2 separate regions of the Homo sapiens genome follow, and region 1 is linked to region 2. A link is a loop called in an ENCODE intact Hi-C map of the cell type or tissue named here. Cell type or tissue: mammary epithelial cell. All regions are shown on one strand. Each heading gives the region's core, and the rest is flanking DNA. Links, peaks and the distances in the headings are about the cores only.

The links. Hi-C counts contacts between places; a loop is a spot of excess contacts. Peaks named below come from ENCODE experiments on the same cell type or tissue, not always from the same donor. Only the 100,000 strongest peaks of a DNase experiment are listed, where the experiment ranks them.
Region 1: it touches region 2 in a loop (2.9-fold over the local background); 7 of 110 quality-filtered maps call a loop at or near these places.

What each region holds. Positions count from the first base shown.
Region 1 is chr11:94,633,697-94,641,696 of GRCh38, reverse strand. The region is part of intron 4 of PIWIL4-AS1 (PIWIL4 antisense RNA 1); the gene reads left to right. LINC02700 (long intergenic non-protein coding RNA 2700) reads right to left here and starts at 3,654. Exons shown (of 6, transcript NR_187352.1): 1 at 3,344-3,654. RefSeq lists an enhancer at 1,183-1,682 and a silencer at 7,627-7,827. In mammary epithelial cell, for the core only: no CTCF peak of the experiment used is centred there; no DNase peak of the experiment used is centred there.
Region 2 is chr11:94,701,373-94,711,998 of GRCh38, reverse strand. All of the region lies in intron 1 of PIWIL4-AS1 (PIWIL4 antisense RNA 1), which reads left to right. It also overlaps a transcript of AMOTL1 not described here. Among named protein-coding and RNA genes, the nearest start is that of PIWIL4-AS1, 34 kb to the left of the region's middle. RefSeq lists an enhancer at 4,816-6,015. In mammary epithelial cell, for the core only: CTCF peaks have their summits at 4,879 and 5,892; DNase peaks (open chromatin) are centred at 4,898 and 5,608; H3K4me3 peaks cover 2,933 bases; H3K27ac peaks cover 2,797 bases.

The sequences.
Region 1 (8,000 bases), core at 1-8,000, 69 kb after region 2:
GGAATGTCATCAGTTAAGGCAGGAACCCACCATCTGGATGTGTACGTGCAGGTCACAGGGGACATGATGGCTCAGCTTGGGCTCAGAGGCCTGACAAAGACAACTGCTTTTCTTCCAGGGCTGATGAGAGACCCAAAGGATAAATAGAGCTTAAAGCAAGTTGGAAGCCGTAGACCATTATGCAGATGCCATATATTATTACTTCTTTACAGTTGGGTTGGTTACTAGAGGACTCACCAGCCCCAGCACCCAGATCTCATGCCTCCTAGCCTTCATGGTTTCCAGAGACATTCTGAATAGCCACGGGCCGGCTGGTGCTGACAACTTGGTGTATTCTGGCCAATGGGGGAGGGAGCTGAACGAAGGGATGTGGGCAGGGAGCCATAGTTCTTCCTGCCAAAGCAGAATCTTTGCCTAATTTCCCCATGACAGTCCTACGTCCATGAAGAACTGAGGAGAATGACATCAGTAAGTCTTACACTCGAGTTTTCTGTCAGAGCAGGTGCAACTTCAAAACTGCTTCCGCCCTCAGGACCAGGCATTTCCTAAACACCCCTCCTCCTTCACTTCTCTTCTCACTGCTGCCTGTGGCTGAGGTATTCTTAATGACAAGCCATCGAGTCCATGATAATCAGCTGAGGAGTGATTCTCATTAGATTTCAGGGAAGGAAAAGGCTCAGGCCATGACTGAAGGATGGAAAATAAGAAGGAATATAGCTAACCTGGCCTCTTCACCTGACTCTACTTAGAGTCCATCTTGACAAGCAGATTGGAGTCATGACAGTTCAGACCTGAAATGCTGGTTTTTATTTAAAGGAGACAGGTGGGAAGAGGGGGATGGGAATAACAACACAGCCATTTGCTGCATAACTAATTACCAAAAATTAACAGCTTAAAACTTAAAACAGCTCCCATAGACCAGGAGTCCAGGTTCAGTGTCTCGCAGACTATAATCAGGGAGGGTCTAGCGTCCCATCTGAGGCTCAGAGGGGCAGGGGCGGGGCGGGGGGTGGTGGTGGTGGTGATGGTGGTGGTGGTCTTCCAAGCACACGTGGTTGTTGTCAGAATTGATTTCCTTGCAGCTGTAGAACTGAAGCATCTTGCCTCTTCAAGGCTAACAGGAAAGAGTGAGTCTCTGACTCTAGGCTTCTTACTTGACATTCTCCAGGAACTCACCTGATTAGGTCAGGCCCACCCAGGATTATCTCCCTTTTCATTAACTTCACCTCAACTGCAGGATTTCTTCACCTTTACTATATTCTACTTTTCAGAAGCAAGTTATACATCCCTCCCACAACTGAAGGGGAGAGGATGACACAAAGATGTGGATACCAGGCAAAGAAATCATAGAGGCCATTTAAAAATTCTACCTACTACATCCTCCGTTTGCTGAGCTCCATGTGTGTGTTGCAGGACTTTCTCCTTAGTTCAGCTAAAGACGGGGTCCTTGTCAAACATCCATGAAATATTAGGCTTGCAGACACTTTGAAGGGTGAGAAAAATGGTATTTATTGGGCGAAAAGGGAAAAAAAAAAAGGAAAAACAGAGACTCTCCGGAAAGCCAGAGTCCTGCTACTGCACTTCCTGCCTGGCGAACTGAATCCCAGGTTCCACCCAGGAAGAGGGCGGCAGGCTCCTCCCCACTGCAAACCACGCGAACCTCCCAAGGCTCCACCCCAGCGTGCATTCCTCCCAGTGTGCAGGTCAGGGAGGCTCTGCCAGGGAGCACTTCCTACCTGGCTGTCTCATGTGGGGTGTGTGTTTGTGTGTGTAACAGAAATCAACTTGTTCCGACTCACCTTAGCAAAATCAGGGGGATTGGTTTTAAGGAAACGATGTCTTGTGGACCCAGGATACAAATGCAGCCTGACCTGTGGAAGGACAGGAGTTAGGGTGAGGAAAGCCATAGGGAAACTTGGATCCCTATGGCTTCATCATTCTCTCTCTCTCTGTGAACCAACTTTATCTGCTGTCCAATTTGTGCTTTACAGTTCCAGCCATGGTTCCAACAACCATGCTATCTCATCCCATTGTCTCTGGTAGAATCAGTATCTCTCTCTTTCTCTCCTCCATTCCCAGTTCTAAATTCTTAGAGAAGGAATCTTGGGTGGGCTGCTCATCTGTATTGTAGTTGTCTGTGGCCAGAGAGGACAGGATGCATGTTACAAGCATGGCTGCTGGGAATCCACCCATGGTGATCATGTAGCGAAGGGAGGATGGGGTCAGTTCCAGGAGAAAGAGGCTGAGGTCCCAAGAGATGTCCACTGCATGGTGTCAGGCTTTGTCATTAGTGGCCAGTATGTGCATATGCCACATCATCTGGTGCACAACTGAGCAGCAAGGCCTTTTGCTGGTGGAGGGGGCGGAATGAGACATGTTTAACAGTGTTCCACAGTTAGTACTATGTGCTGCATAAACCAGGGACTTGTTTCCAGCCGGAAGTGATGCTTCCTGTCAAAATCAGTTTACAGCTATGTTCCCATCACCCCAGCACTTAGAAGAAGGCTGATCCCACAGAAAGAATTCAGCAGCTGCAGAGAATGAGGATATAGGCACACAGGGCCCAATTTAGAGACACAGCCCTGCAGCATCTCATAAACCTTTTTTAGAAATGGCTGAGAAAGAGCTGCTTTGAGCAAGAAGTGAAAGTAAAGAAGGATTGGGTAATCAAAAGCCCGGAAGAAGGAAGGGAATCTTCCAGCACAGAGTGTAATGCTCATGTTTTGCTAAGAAGAAAGTGAGACACACAAAAGGCTCCAGACAGGGCGAGTTATTAAACCTCAGACATGCTGCTTAAGAGCTCTTACCAATTCTTACTTATGAGGAACTGGCTTCCAGATCTCTCGTGTGTCTTATAGTTGTTTTATACAAGTGTGCACAGGGAGGTATAAACTGGATGTGATTCTCACCCCAGGATGTGGGTGCTTACCAACCAGTCCTTCTGCAGTCTTCACATAGTTCAAAGCCAAAGGATCATTTCCAGCGCTGACATATTTGTGGAATCTTCAAGGGAAAGGAAAAGGCTAACCCAAGGCAAAGTGTTATTTGCTCACATCACTTAAGGAATTTTTTCAAAATTCTAGAGATTAACGGGTAAGTCTATAAAATTCAAAAGGAACTACTATATTAAAGTAGGGTTGTCATCACTTCTCCTTGCAGTTATTGTCTCCCTGTCCCCTGGCTCCAAGTGCATTGCATCATGAAAGGAAACTGTCACTCTTTTCAGCATTGGCTGTTCTGACTTGGTATTTTACTGCATGGTGATCTGATGCTGTTGGGGAGACAGGCATGTGGAGCATTTTAAGCCACGAAGGAAGGTATGTGAACTAAATCCACAACTCACCTCTTAGGAACAACTGCCTGAGGATAGGGTTCTTTCAGAAAACATAAGCTCTGGTGACAAATTCACTCAACTGATTGCTGCACCTTGTTTTAGAAAATGCTTCTAGAGGTAGCAAAATAATTCACATGAGGATTTATGAAGATGTACTTCATCCTTGATTTGGGAAGAGGTGAGAGAGACGATGTCCACCTACCACGGTTCACCCATGTGAACTTTCTTGTTACTCCTACTGTGTCATCCAGTCACTGAGCAAAGTCCTGGGCACACTTCATTAAACACAGTACCTGCTTTTGAAGAATTCACAGTCTCACAGGAGAGAAGTATGTGTAAACTGATGGTTAAAATACATCACAGTGTTAGGTGTTGCAGAGGGGAATGGGCAAAGCATTATTAGATCATAGAAGGAATGACTAGGCATGCAGCTCCTTCCAGACTCAGCTTGGGAATCCTCCCAGTCCGACGGCTGTGCTCTACCACTCTCTGCTCACTTTCCACATGACATTGGTACTTTGTGCTCCTGTGTCTCTCTCCCCAACAAGGCTTCAAGCCAGGGTTTCTCAGCTTTGGCATTATTGACATTTTGGGCCAAATTTTTGATGGTAGGGAGGGGGAGCCGTCTTGTGCGTTGTAGAATGCTTAGCATCATCTCTGCCCTCTACCCAGGATCGCTGCCCTCTGTCTGCCAGTAATACACACACACACATACACACATATGACACAGACACACACAACACACACATGAACACAGACACACACATACCCCCCACACTATTAATGGCAATACAAAGTCTCTGCCAAATGTCCCCTAGGCAGCAAAATCGCCCCAGTTGAGAGTCCCTGCTTTAAGCTGTTCCAGGGCAGCAATGACATTTTCTTCATCTCTGAATCCCTGGTGCCCAGGACATTTCTGTCACTGCGAACCAAACAGAATATGGCTTGGAGGGATGAGGGAAGCCTTAAATAAGAGAACTATCTGATTCGAAGTATAAAGAGGAATCATCTAGGTCAGCACTCTCCTATAGAACTTTCTGTGATGATGGAAATGTTCTATGTCTTCACTTTCCAATACAGTGGCTGCTACGTGTGGCCTTTGAGTACTTGAAATGTATGACTGAGGAACTGGATTGATTTCAATTACTTTAAATGTAGCCTTCAAAGGCCACATGTGATTAGAGCCTCCATCTTAGATAGCACAGCTCAAGCACTGAGTGGCCTGGCCCAGGGTAAGCACTACTCATCAAATGCAAGTTTGGGTTTCAATAGATTCCCAGATGATTCAAATATATATTCATACTTCCAGTTTTTCTGACCATTATCCAAGCGTAAAGCAATATATTTTGGAATAAATTGAATATTCCCATGCTTCCTTCTAAAGAGATAATAAAAGAGGCTGATCCCACCTATTGTAAAGCAACCAGGGATGCCATTATTGAGGGGCTTGAAGATAGATGCTGATGAAATTCTTAGAATCACCCCATTTATTTAAAAGCAGCCCATCTGACTATCTAAGCTTCCATGCATTTATCTAAATAATGGATATTGAGGGCCTACCAGATGCTATTGTTCGATGAGATCACAAAGATATGCAAAACAGCCAGAGAGAAAAATGTAGAAAAAACTATGCTGCACTGTTAGAAGGGCAGGAATGGAGTTGTGTGTGTGGTACAGGGAGGATACAGGGAAGGGAGATTCTAAGTGCCTGAGATGGACAGAGAAGTTTTGACAGCAGAGCTGACACTGAGCTGAGCTTTAAGTGAGAATTAGCTGAGTCAGTTTCCTAAACTTATCTGAACAGCCACCAGACACAAACACACACAAAAATCACCTAGGGACTTGTTAAAAAATAAATTCTCAAGTTTCTTCCCTGGAAATTCTTAGTATAGAACTCAGTTTTAGCAAGCATCCCGGGCAAATATAGGAAGTGAGTGTTAGGAGAATGGGGCCCATAATTACCATGTGCTGATAGAAACGGTGCCAAGGTCTTGATAATGTTTCTGATAGCTAAAACTATCAGTATATCACATTTGACTTATATTAGAAGGCAGGAATTTGAAAAATAAAAGAATGAAAGAGAAAGGAAAGCTACCCATACTTCCACCATGTAGACCTAATCATTGATATTTTTGATAAATATTCTGCTTGTCTTTTTGTGTACACTCACACACACTCACACGAAACTGGAAGAATACTATACCTATTCCGTTTTTTACATACTTTTTTATCTTACAATAATTTTAGATTTAAAGAAAAGTTGCCAAGATAGGACAAAGTGTTCACATATACCCTACACCCAGTTTTCCCTATTATTGTCTTATATTAGTACACTGCCTTTGTAACAGTTAATGTACTAATATTTATATGTTACTGTTATCAAAAATCCATACCTCATTCAGATTTCCTTAATTATTATTCATTGCTCTTTTTCTATTCCAAGATCGGATCCAAGATATATTATATTTAATTACCATGTCTCCTTAGGCCTATCTTGGCTGTGACAGTTTCTCAGTCTTTTCTTGTCTTTCTTGACCTCGACAAGTGTTTTGTAGACTTTCCTTAAACGGATATTTTTCTGATATTTTTCTCATGGTTAGATTGGAGTTGTCTGCTTTTGTTTTAATTATAATTTTAAGTTTGGTAAACTTTTAAATTACAGAAAAAAAAAATAAGACAAAGATGCAAATATCATCAACCCAGAATTGACAGTTGTTATCATTTTTGTATTTGTTTCATTTTTTAAGAAAACTAATAGAATTATAGTCAAATTCCCTTTATTGAGCATCCTTACCTATAATTCACAACCCTCCCTGCCTCATAGATGTAACCACTGTCATGAATTTAGTGTGCAATCTTCCATTTCCACTTTTTCCTTTTATATGTATGTACACACACGCCTATAAAACCAGGGAAATATGTGGTATTTACATGTATGTTAATTCTTGTCTATGAATGACATTGTAAGCACATCAGACCAACTGGTTCAACTTTTATGTGACAAAGTTGTGAGTTGTTTTTCAGTTGCCATGGACCCCCAGGTTAAAGGGCACATAATCTGAGCATGCCCAGATGAACCAAATGTGCAACCACAAGGGGAACCTAAGTGCTGGGATGAAGGAGCAGGACTGAATTAAGAAGCAGCAGACACAGCATGGCAGGATCCAGCCAGAGCATGCGTCCTGGCCTCACCTCACTGCCAGATCCAATCAGATCATGCCTTATTACCCATTTTAAAATCTGACCCACCCCCAGCTCAGGGAGACATTTGAGCATTTCCTCCTCTCATGTGGCCAGTGGACTTGCGATTAACCTTTCTCACAGCAAAAACCCAGTGCTTCGGTGTTGGCTTTCCACTGCACATGGGCAAACAGACCCCATTTGGTTTCAGTGACAGCATGATGTACCCATCATTCTTTAACTTGATTTTTTTTCACTTAACCTTTTTTTTTTTTTGATAACTATTCATGTAGATCTACATAGTCTGAGCCAGTTAATTTCTTTTCATTGCTATATGGTATTCTGTAGTATGCCTACAGTATAGTTTATCCATTTTCTTCTTATAGACAGGTGCAAGAAATTCTCTGAAGTATAAACCTCAAGGTAGAATTGCTGGTTTGTAGGATATGGGCTTCCAGATATGATTGAACCGGTTCATGCTCCTAGCAGCAATGTTTAAGAGTTTGTTTCTCTGCATTCTCAACAACAGTTATTACTGACAGATAGTTTAATTTTTTCCGAATGTATAAGAGTGAAATTAAATCTCATTGGTGTTTTATTTTTAATTTTCCTTATTACTACTGGTGAAGTTGAGTATCATCTTAGATATTTGTTAGTGAATTGCTCTTGGGCCCTTTTTTCTACTGGGTGTTTTTGTCTGTTTTTCTTACTAACTTAAACTTTTTTTGTTTTTGCATATTTGGGTTAATCATCCTTTTCTTGTTGTGTATGTTACACATATACTGTTTTAGCCTACAGTTTGTCTTTTAGCATTACTACTGTCTCATTTGTCATTCAGAAGTTTACATTTTGACAAAGTCATCAGTCTTTTCCTGTATAATTTATACTTTTTCTATATTGCTTAAGAAATTTTCCCCTACTTTAATATCTTAAAGATATTCCCTATATTTTCTTCTAGTTGTTGCAATTCTTTTTCATGTTTTCTTTAAGCTACATGAAGTCTCTTTTTGTTTTTCATGTGAGCTAGGAGTCTAATTTTCTTTCTATATGAAACCTAGCTATCCCAGTATCTTTTATTAAGTAGTTCATCCTTTCAACTGTAATGCCAATTCTACTAAATGACAGATTCATATATGCAGCAATTTGTTTCTGGGATTTTAATCTGTTCACCTGAGCTTTTATCTATGACTCAGCCGAAACCACAGTTTTACTTAATTAGCTTCATAATAAACTCTGATACCCGGTAGAATAAGCAACCCTTTCTTGTTATTCTTTTTCAGAGATTTATCAGATATTTTTGGACTTTTGTTCTGCCACATAAATTTTAAAATGTTTATAAAGTTTTATGGGAAACCATGTTAGGATTTATATTGGAATCGCATTGAAATTATAGATGCATTTGGGGGAGGATTGCCATCTTTACCATATTGAATCTTCCTATTCATGAGCAGTTTACCTGTCCACTTATTAAGACCTTCTTATGTGT
Region 2 (10,626 bases), core at 1,546-9,545:
ACTAAAAACTTAGCATAAAACCCAGATATCACATTTTCAGGCATTTATCCCAAATAAATGAAAATTTATGTTCATGCAAAAAACTTGTACATGAATGTTCATAGCATCTTTATTTGTAACAGCCAAATATTAGAAACTACCCAAATGTCCTCCAATGAATAAATGAGTGAATGCTTAAGCAAACTGTAGTACATCCATACTATTCAATACAACACAGTAACAAAAAGGAACCAACTATTGATACGCATAACAACCTGGATAGATCTCAAGATTATTATGCTGAATGGAAGAGGCCAATATCATAAGGTTACATAATGCATGACTATATAACATTCTTGAAATAAAATTATATAAATGGACAACAGATTAGTAGTCTCAAAGGGTTAGGGATGGGACCATGGCTTTAAAAGGGAAGTATAAAGAAGCCTTGCAGTGATGATATGGTTAGTGATATTTTGATTGTGGCAATAGTTACATGAAGCTAATGTGACAAAAACTGTATACAATCACACACACAAACACACACACACACAATGAGTACATGCATAGCTGATAAAATCTGATAAGGTCTGTGGATCGTACCAATGTCAATTACCTGGTTTTGATATTGTACTATAGGTATGTAAATGTTAACAGTGGCGAAGGCTGGGTGAAGGGGGGCACTCATAGACTCATGAATCTATAAATATTTCATAATGTTTTTTAAAAATATACAAGCCAGCTATTCTTTAACAGCCAGAGTGTTTGCATGATTCTTTGTTTACAAAATCCACAACTAGATCAACCATAAATTTAATGAGATGGATCTGTCAAACATCAATTCATATATTAAAATTACACAGATTAAAATTTTGTATTCACAAGGTCTGAATAACTCAAGAAAACTTAATATTCACATTTGGCTCTCAAGAGTGATTTTATCCTTCACCCTGACCTACCAAAGTGGTAGCATCTATCTGTATACTGGTAAACCTAAAATGTTTGGAGTACCTTGGGCTTTGGATCCCCGTAGAAGTCATCTAACTTCAGTTTCTCCTTAAACACAACTTTAAAAATAGTAATAAATAGTTATAATATATTGAGCACTGAACTATTCAACTACCTGCTACAGAGTGGAAGGTAAGAACAGGACTCACAAGAAATGAGAAAACATGGTCCCAATTCATATTATTTTAGATACAGAGGATGGGATGCAGAGGTTGTTTTTAAGCCTTTGGAAATGCATTTAGGAGCAAAAAGAGGGACAAAAAATGGCAGTAGAAGAGATATTCAGAATGTAAATATTCAGTGTGATATAAGTATTTATTGAACACTTATCTTGAGCACCTGTAGAGTGATGACCAACTGAAGCTCTGGGTTTGCCAGGGAGCCTGTGGCTTTGGGACTTGCAACAAAGTATCATTAGTACTGCTCCAACGCTGTCACTACTGCCACTGTTAGCTGTTATTCATTTACGTAACACAGATGTATTAGGCACTGTGCTAAGCACTCCACAAATATCATCTACAAATATAATCGCCACACGAACCTTGTGAGATGGCATTACTATCCAGATTTTAAAGAAGAAGAAACTGAGAAGACATGTCTAGATACTTTCCCAAGGTCAGCAACTAGAAAATGTCAGAGTCCTGATAGGAACCCGGGTCATCTGACTTCAAAATTCATACTTTTAACCAATAGTCTATGTGTCTTCACCAAAGCCTGTTTAAAACCCTCCTCTTTGCTACTCTTTTCTCATGGCTTCAGGTGCTTTCCACCAGGCCTCAGGTGGCACCTCTGGGCAGTTCCCTGACTTCATATTGTCTCTGCTCTACCTCCTTCCCCTAACAAATTCCATGTGGAGGATTGGGCACAGCCAATATAGCAGGCAAGGCAGATCTTCAGCAGAGCCTTGTATGAGGAGAGTTGGGTGGGTAGGTATGGAGGCAGATGATGAGAGAAGAGTGTATGTGTGAGTGTGAGAAATGTTTTTTCCCTGATTTTATTATAACGGTAAAACGAGTTAGTAAATGAGTCTCTTTCTCGAGTCTTTTTAACTAAAACATTTGAGTTAGTGGTATAAGGCCAGGAAATATGCAAGGACAAAGAACTACCTGGTTGGATTCTTCTATTTCTGACACCATCTCAGGGGCTTGATCTCAGCCGGCTTCAGAGTAAACAAGGTTACTACCTTGTTCCCATTATCTAATGCTACATAAAAACCACCCCCAAACTTAGTTAATATACATTGTTATTATCTCTCAATGTTCTATGGGCTGAGTGGGCTGAGCTGAGTGGTTCTTATTCAGGGTCTCTCATATAGTTGCAGTCAGATAGTGGTGGGGGCTGGAGTTATTTAAAAGTTTCTTTCCTTACATGTCTGAAGGCTAAGTTTGAATGGCTGGAAAATCTGAGGACTGGTTGGGATTCAATCCTTGTAGCCTCTCCATGTGGCCAACTTGGACTTTCTCACAGTATGCTGGTCTCAGAGTAATTGGCAGTCATGGGCTTGGGCCAGCTTGTATTGGCTTATAAGAGCTGATTCTGCATATCTCCTCCCAAACCTGTGTTCAGTGCTATCATTTTGGAAGCCATGGTGGGAGTATTTACACCATGAAAATTGGCAAACACTGCAAATTAAGGAACTTTTTTTTTTCTCCAGAGAGCCAGTTTACTAGCACATGACTCTACATGGTAGTTGGCTTCTGCCAAAGTAACTGAGACAAGAAACCCAGAAGGAAGATGTAAACCTTCATAGAACCTAGCAATGGTTGTCCCAGAATGTTGCCTTCTTCTCTTTCTATTGGTCAACCAAGTCTCTAAGGCTAGCCTATATTTAAGAGGTGGAGAATTAGCATTAAACTCCTGTGGGAAGAGTAGCAAAGAATTTGTACAGTCTAGGAGCTGGCACAGAGTAGGCACTCAATAAATGCTTGATTAATGAATGAGTGTGTAGTCATTTTAAACACTGATCTGCACATCCTTAAGCCACTCTAAATGCACAAGTCCTTTTAGAAACTTTTACTTCAACCAACGATTTTTAAATCTCTGAGTAGCCTAACTCTAAAACTGCTTGATATAGATCTATTTACACTCTGTCCGCAGGTATTTGCAGACCTGTTTACTCAGGCCTTTCCTGGTTAACTGTACTGGTTTCCTGTACTCAATTGGTAGTACTACACACATTACAATCACAGATTGCTTGCTTTATAGACGTTTATAGATGTGCTGTTTAGGTTGGCTTTATTTCCTTAAGTAAACTGCAAGTTTCTTAAGAGAGTTCGCATGTATTTCTTTGCCACTCCTCCTTCCTACCATGCCAACTACAGATAGTTTTAAACACATACACATGAATACTTACAACATAGGTGGTGGTTAGAGATTATAACCCTTAAAAGTGAAGGAAAGAAGGAGCGGTACTAAAATTTTTTAATTGCTATGTTTTAGAGCCTTCCATAAATGTTCTCATTTAACTCTTCTATTTACCTAATGAAGCAGGTATTGTTTCCATTTCACAGTTGAGGGAAATGAGCCTCAAGAAGGTTTAGACATTTGGTCCAAGCCATACCGGGAGGTGGAGAAGCTGGGATTCAAATGAAGACCCACATGGTTCCAAGGTCTGAGGCTTACGCATTCTTCAGGCTGCCTTCCCACTGCTTTCTACATTCCCTATCCTCTCGCATTCTGGCCTCTCTCCTTAAAGCACCTACAAGAGTCATAAAAATGCTAATGCTTCTAAACTCCAAATAGAGTAATAAGCATTTCAAGTTCTTCTCTGGTAAAAATGTCCTTAGAAAGCTTAGTAAAACAAGAAGCTTAGAGCGTCTTATACTAGGAGTGGAGTGAGCCTGGTAGCAGGGGGGACGAGCTAAGGGGATAATGCAATAACTCAGGCAAAGCGTGTTGATGGGTTAGACCAAGGTAGTAGTGGTGGGGTAGAGAGATGTAAACCATTTGGAGAGATATTAAGAAGACTGACTCAACAGACTAGTGATTGATTGGATTGTGCAGGTGCTGATCAATTATTTTAGAACCATCATTCTGGATGCTGCTGGGAGGTAAGACTGGAGAGAGGAGGCCCAGATGTGAGGTTTCTGTATTCCTAGAAAAAATTGATAACGGCTTTAAACTAGGGTAATATCTGTGGAGGTGGGGAGAAATGGATGGATTTGAGAAATAATATGGAGTTCGAATCTGCTGAATGTGTTCCCAAATCAGATGTGAAAATGTGAGGAAGTTTGGAGGGGTGTTTAGGGTGAAATCCAGAAATCTACCACCAGGAACTTTTCACAGACCTAGGGGACACAGAAGGGGGAGCAGATTTCAGGTGAGGATGAATTCTGGATATGGTCTAGTCTGAGGTGAATGTATAACCAGGCACTGGCAGCCAGTATGCAATTGCATTTAAAACAAAGCAAACATCTCTTATCTAAATGAGTCTTTGCTCCCTGTATAGGTTATAGATGATTGTGCCAAATACTATATGTGGCAGGGTTCTGTGCCAAGAAATAAAGGGCTCTGCAATTCTCAACATTTTCATTTGACAGTGGTTCAACTTTCTTTCCAAAAGCCGTTTATCATCCTGTAGGCACCTCTGTCATAAACAAGATGTCTTTATTGAGCCTTCCAAAGCTGATAAGAGTTGTATGATTCAATCAGTGACAGAGACTCATATAACTCATAGGAAGTGTTGCAGGGAGATTTCAGTGGTCTCTAGGAGCACAGGGTCTGCCTTCACACACACACACACACACACACACACACACACAGAGAGAGAGAGAGAGAGAGAGAGAGAGAGAGAGAGACCTCATGTATATTTTCTTGGAAGAACTCATAGGGTCAGGCACTAAGATATGTTTGTACACTTCTGCCCTGCATGCGGCAGCACAGCCATTGTTTGAACAAGGTACCTGCATGTCAGAACAGGCATCCTGGGCCCCTTTTTTTCCTGCTACACTCCTGAGAAAGAAGGGAAGCATTCACACCAGCGAAACAGCAAATCAAGGCTCTCCAGAGAGCTGCTTTTCTGCACATATTTTATAAGAATCAGCTCTCTAAGAGTCTACCCAATCAGTAGGAAGGCAAAGGAGGTATGGATGGCCCTAGCCCAAAGGAGTCCACTTACAGTTGCTTCACTAACATGCTCATTATACAGCTCTTAGAATAGGCACCTAATACCAAGCCCCGATTAGATTCCTACACCCACTGTGAGAGCCCACCACTGCAGCTCAAAGCTGACTTCGCCTAGCCATGGTCTGCCACCCCACCAGGTGGGGACCGGCTGCCATGGAAACAGCCACCCTCCCCACCCAATGGAGTATTTCTTGATCTAATTCCAACTCTGCCCATAGATGCCTTCCAAAATCCCCCCCTCGTGTTAAGGTTCCCTAGAGTGAAACCCACTAAATAAGAATTTTCTTACCTGTGAGAAGTCCTGGTGACCGGCAGTGGAAAAAATACTAAGTTCTAACAGAAGTGACAGGGACTCACAGAGCAAATGTGTTCGTTTTAAAAGAAGAAAGGTGACTTCATCCCTGGTGCCGTGGAGTTTAAAAAGAGCAACGAGTGCTGCCTGGCTGAGCCAACTCTGCTTCATCAGTGATGACTCCATCCAAATTATGCAGCCATTGCCCAGACATGCTCAGCCTTCAGAAGGTAAATCGCTGGAATCTGACTAACCCTGTTGTTTTCAAAGAGCTTCAGAAAATCCTAAGGCACCAATTGCCTTAACTGGCACCAGAGAAAGAAAAATTATGCACTTATTTCCTTGAGTCATGTCATTATCTCCCCCAAATCCAACTCTGAAAAACAGTACTCTAGGGAAGGAAAATAGATATTTAGACTTTCTGAGAGGTGAAAATTACTGGGGAAGTGGAAGCAGGGAGGAAGAAGAAGCGAAGGTATTTCAGCCAGGAGGAGGGGCTGTAAGAAGCTGGAAATGACCAAATTGCTAAGAAATTTTCAGAGCTATGAATCTGTAAGCAAAGGTGACAAACAGGTGACTGGACTTTGCAAAGGGAAAAATATTCAGTTAAGAAAAGGAGGTTAGTTGCTACAGGAAAAAGTGTGACAGCCTTTCTCAAAAATGCAACCAATTTTTATTTTCTTTTTGTTGAACATAATGCCACTCATTCAATATGGGGTCATTTGTAATATTAACATATCAGTTCAAAACATGCCTGCGTTCTAAACAGAAGGATTTGGAGAAAGAGACAGGATTTTTTTTCTTCTGTATGTTAAAGGTGAGGCTGGAGGAATTAGATTTGTAACATGGGATTCAAGGTCATTTCAAGCTACCCAGTGGGCCAATCACCTACTCTTGATGCCAAGTCCTTGGTCTAAACTTTGGACAAGAGTTCTGGCTGGGGTGCTAGGGAAAGGAATGGTAATGAGTGTGATCTCTGTTGGAAGTGGGGCAGAGGGTTGAGCTCAGCAGCCAGCTGCCCTTTCTCCCAGGCTTCTATTTCAGGAGAGTATAAGGTGACTCTGGGTCATTAGGCTTCTATCTAATTTCTTGCTCAGCTATTTTGAGGCTTTGAGATTTTCCTGTGTCAAGTTTCACTCCAAAGAGGCTAAAACAAGAAAAAATGCACTTTTTATTTAGATAGAGGTATTCAGATCCAACATTAGAGATTTTCGAAATCACAGATTTAAGACATGTCAAAGTGGCTTACAAAGGGAACTTGCAAATCTTTTGTTTGGGGTGTGAATAATGATAGGAGTAGAAGACGGGCAGCGTTTCATCAATGGTAAGAACAATGAAGGCAGGAGTCATTTTTATTTGGTTCATCATAATGTCCTTGAAACCTAGCAAAGAGAGTACCATACAGTAGGTGCTCAGCAGAAGGAGAGTGAATGGTGTCAGTCCTTTTCCATTCCAGGTCTCTAGAATAGATCTGCTGAGAATGCTTAAAGTCACCATCTTGTTGGTGAGGCATTTGGAGAGAGCATGAGCCAGTGGGTCTTGTAGAACGAAAAAGAACTTGGTTATTTGCTTTGTCTCAGCCTCTAGGTTCATTGCCAAAGTTAGAATGGAGCAAAGAAGGCCAATTGCTGGACTCAGGAGCCTCCTTTCCTCCCCAGGAGCCTCCTTTGCCTATGAGCTAGACTCTCATGTCTTTTCCTAAGGCCAGGACTCAACCCAATGGGTAATCTGCCAATTGTCTTCAATTTTTTTTTGTTCTCAAAAGCCTATTAAAATTTTCAAACTTAGAGAAAAGTCAGAATAATTGTACAGTGAACACCTATATACTTACCACCGGGTTTCTTCAATTAACATTTTGCCACGTTAGTTTTATCCCATGTTGATTCTCTGCTCATTTCTCTATCCATCCAGCAACTCATTTAATTATTTTTGTTATTGTCTTTCAAAATAAGTTTCAGACATTAGTATATTCCCCCCAAATACTTCAATATTATTAGCCAGAGTTCAATATTTATTTACAATTTCTTTGTTTCTATTCAGATAAAATCTGTATACAGTGCAATGCACAGATCTTAAGTGTATCATTTCCAAGTTCCTCTAGACACATACACCTGTGCAATCCAAACTCCTACCAAGATACAGAACATAACCATCACTCTGGAAAGTTTCTTTATGTCCCTTCCTAGCAAACCCCTATCTCACATCCCAAGAGATAACCAATCTTCTGATGATTTTCACCAGATTAGTTTTGCCTGTTTTAGTATTTTATATTAATGGAACCATACAAATTGTATTCTTTTATGCAAATTTGTGTGCACTCAGCATGTTTTGGGGGTTCATTCATCCATGTTGTTGCTTGTATCAGAAGTTGGTTTCTTTTCATTGCTGAATAGTATTTTACTCTATGAATATGCCAGTATTCTAGTAATGGATACCTGGGCTTCCAGCTTAGGGCTATTAGGAATGAAGCTAATGTGAACATTTTTGCACATGTCCCTGTGAACATTTGTTTTCAGATCCTTTGAGTAAATACGTAAGAGTGAAATTGTTGGTTCTTAGGGTAGCTATATGCAATTTTATACAAAATTGCAAGATCTTTTCCAACATTCTTATGTAATTTTCCTCTCCCACCACCAATGTATGAAAGCTTTAATTGCTTCATGTCCTCACCAAAATTTCGTGTTGTCAGCCTTTAATTTTAGCCACACTGGTAGATGTGGAATGGTATCTCATTGTGGTTCTAATTTGCATTTCCTTGATGACTAAAGATATTTCATGTTTTTCATGTGTTTATTGACCATTCACTTATTACCTTTTGTGAAGTGTCCAAAATTTTTGACCATTTAAAAAATTTTTAAATTGTTTTATTATTGTTTTAGATGTTCTTAGCATATCATGGACACCAATACTTTTTTATTTTTTTGAGATAGGGTCTCACTCTGTTGCCCAAGTAGGAGTGAAGTGGCTTGATCATGGCTTACTGCAGCCTTGACCTCCCAGGCTCAAGTGATCCTCTCACCTCAGCCTCCTGAGTAGCTAGGACTACTGGTGCATGCAACCACACCCAGCTAGTTTTTGTATTTTTAGTAGAGGCAGGGTTTTGCTATATTGCCCAGGTTAATCTTGAGTTCCTGAGCTCAAGCAATCCAGCTACCTTGGCCTCCCAAAGTGTGGGGATTATAAGCATGAGCCACCATGCCCAGCCAGATACCAATACTTTTTAAGGTAAGTTTTGCAAATATTTTCTTCTGTCCTGTGGTTTGTCTATACATTTTCTTAATGATGTTTCTGTGCTTCTTTTCATTTCTTTAAATTTTTATTATCTAACATAATATTTTTGCTTTTTTAGTTTTTACCTCACTCAAAGTCATACAGATATTTTCCTACATTTTCTTCTGGAAGTTTTTTAAATTTTAGCTTTTATATTTAGGTCTATGGTCCATCACAAATTAATTTTTGTGGACGGCATAAGTTAAAGCAAGGTTAATTTGTTTCCATATAAAATGTAGTTATTTCAACACCATTTGTTGAAAAGACTTCCTTTCCCAATTAGGTCACTTTGGCACCTTTGTTGAAAATAAAATAAATGTATAAGCATGTGTCTATTTTTATTTCTGGGTTCCTTATTCTTTCCATCAGTCTGTTTGTTGATCCTTATACCAGTTGCAGACTCTCTTGATTACTATAGCTTTAGGGTAAGTCTTGACGTCCAACAATGTGAGTCATGTGATCTCATATCAAATTGGAGGAGGGTCCTGGTGGAAGGTGATTGGCTCAAGGGGGCAGATTTCCCTCTTATCTTCCCCTTGCTGTTCTCATGATAGTGAGTTAGTTCTCACAAGATCTGATTGCTTGAAAGTGTGTGGCTCCTCCCCTTTTCTCTCTTTCCTGCTCCACCATGGTAAGATGTGCCTGCTTCCCCTTCACCTTCTGCCATGATTGTAAGTAAGTTTCCTGAGGCCTCACAGCCATGCTTCTGTACAGCCTGTGGAACTGTGACTCAATTAAACCACTTTTCTTTATAAATTACCCAGTCTCAGGTAGTTATTTATAGTGGCGTGAGAACAGATTAATACATCATCCAACTTAAATTTCTTTTTTCAAGACTTCTTTGAATATTCTAGGTTCTTAGAATTAGAATCATCTTGTCAATTTTGACCAAAAGGAATAGTAGAATTATGATTATCATTTTATTGAATCTTTAGATCAATTTGGTAATTATAGCCATCTTAAGAAAACTGAGTTTTTCAATCCATTAACATGATTATCTCCCCATTGATTTATATCTTCAATTTTATTCAGCAATATTTTGTTGTTTTAGTATAGAGGTTTTGCATGTCTTTCGCTAAATTTATTCCCAGATATTTTGCTTTTGACACTAATATAAAATTATTTTTTAAATTTAACTGTCCAATTCTTTGCTGCTAATACATAAAAATGCAATTGACCTTTGTATATTAATCTGATATCCTATGACTTTGCTAAATTCACTTAATAGGTAAGTAGTTGCTATGTAAATACAATAGGAATTTCTGTAAGAATACTCATGTCATCTAACATAGAGATAGTTTTACATTTACTTTTTCCATTCTGAATTCTGAATTCCATTCTGTATGCGTTTTGGAATTTTTTTTTTTTTTTTTTTTTTTGAGACAGAGTCTCGCTCTGTCACCAGGCTGGAGTGCAGTGGCGCAATCTCAGCTCACCGCAACTTTTGCCTTTCGGTTTCAAGTGGTTCTCCTGCCTCAGCCTCCCGAGTAGCTGGGACTACAGGCACACGCCACCATGTCCAGCTAATTTTTGTACTGTTAGTAGAGACAGGGTTTCACCATGTTGGCCAGGGTGGTCTCAATCTCTTGACTTCATGACCCGCCCACATCGGCCCCCCAAAGCACTGGGATTACAGGCGTGAGCCACCGCGCCCAGCAGGTTTTAATTTTTTAAATATGCTTAAGTCCTCCTGTCCATTGTTAAACAAAGTGGTGAGATTGGGCGTTCTTGACTTGCTCCCAACTTTAGGGAAACAGTGTTCAATATTTTGCAATTAAGTATGATGTTAGCTGAAGGCCTTTTGTAAGTGCTCTTTATCAAAATAAGGAGGTTACCTTCTATTTCAAATATCCTGTGTTTTAATTATAAATAGGCATTGAATTTATTAAATGTTTTTCTGCATTTACTGAAGTGACTATGTGATTTTCCTTCATTATTCTTTAGCGTTAATA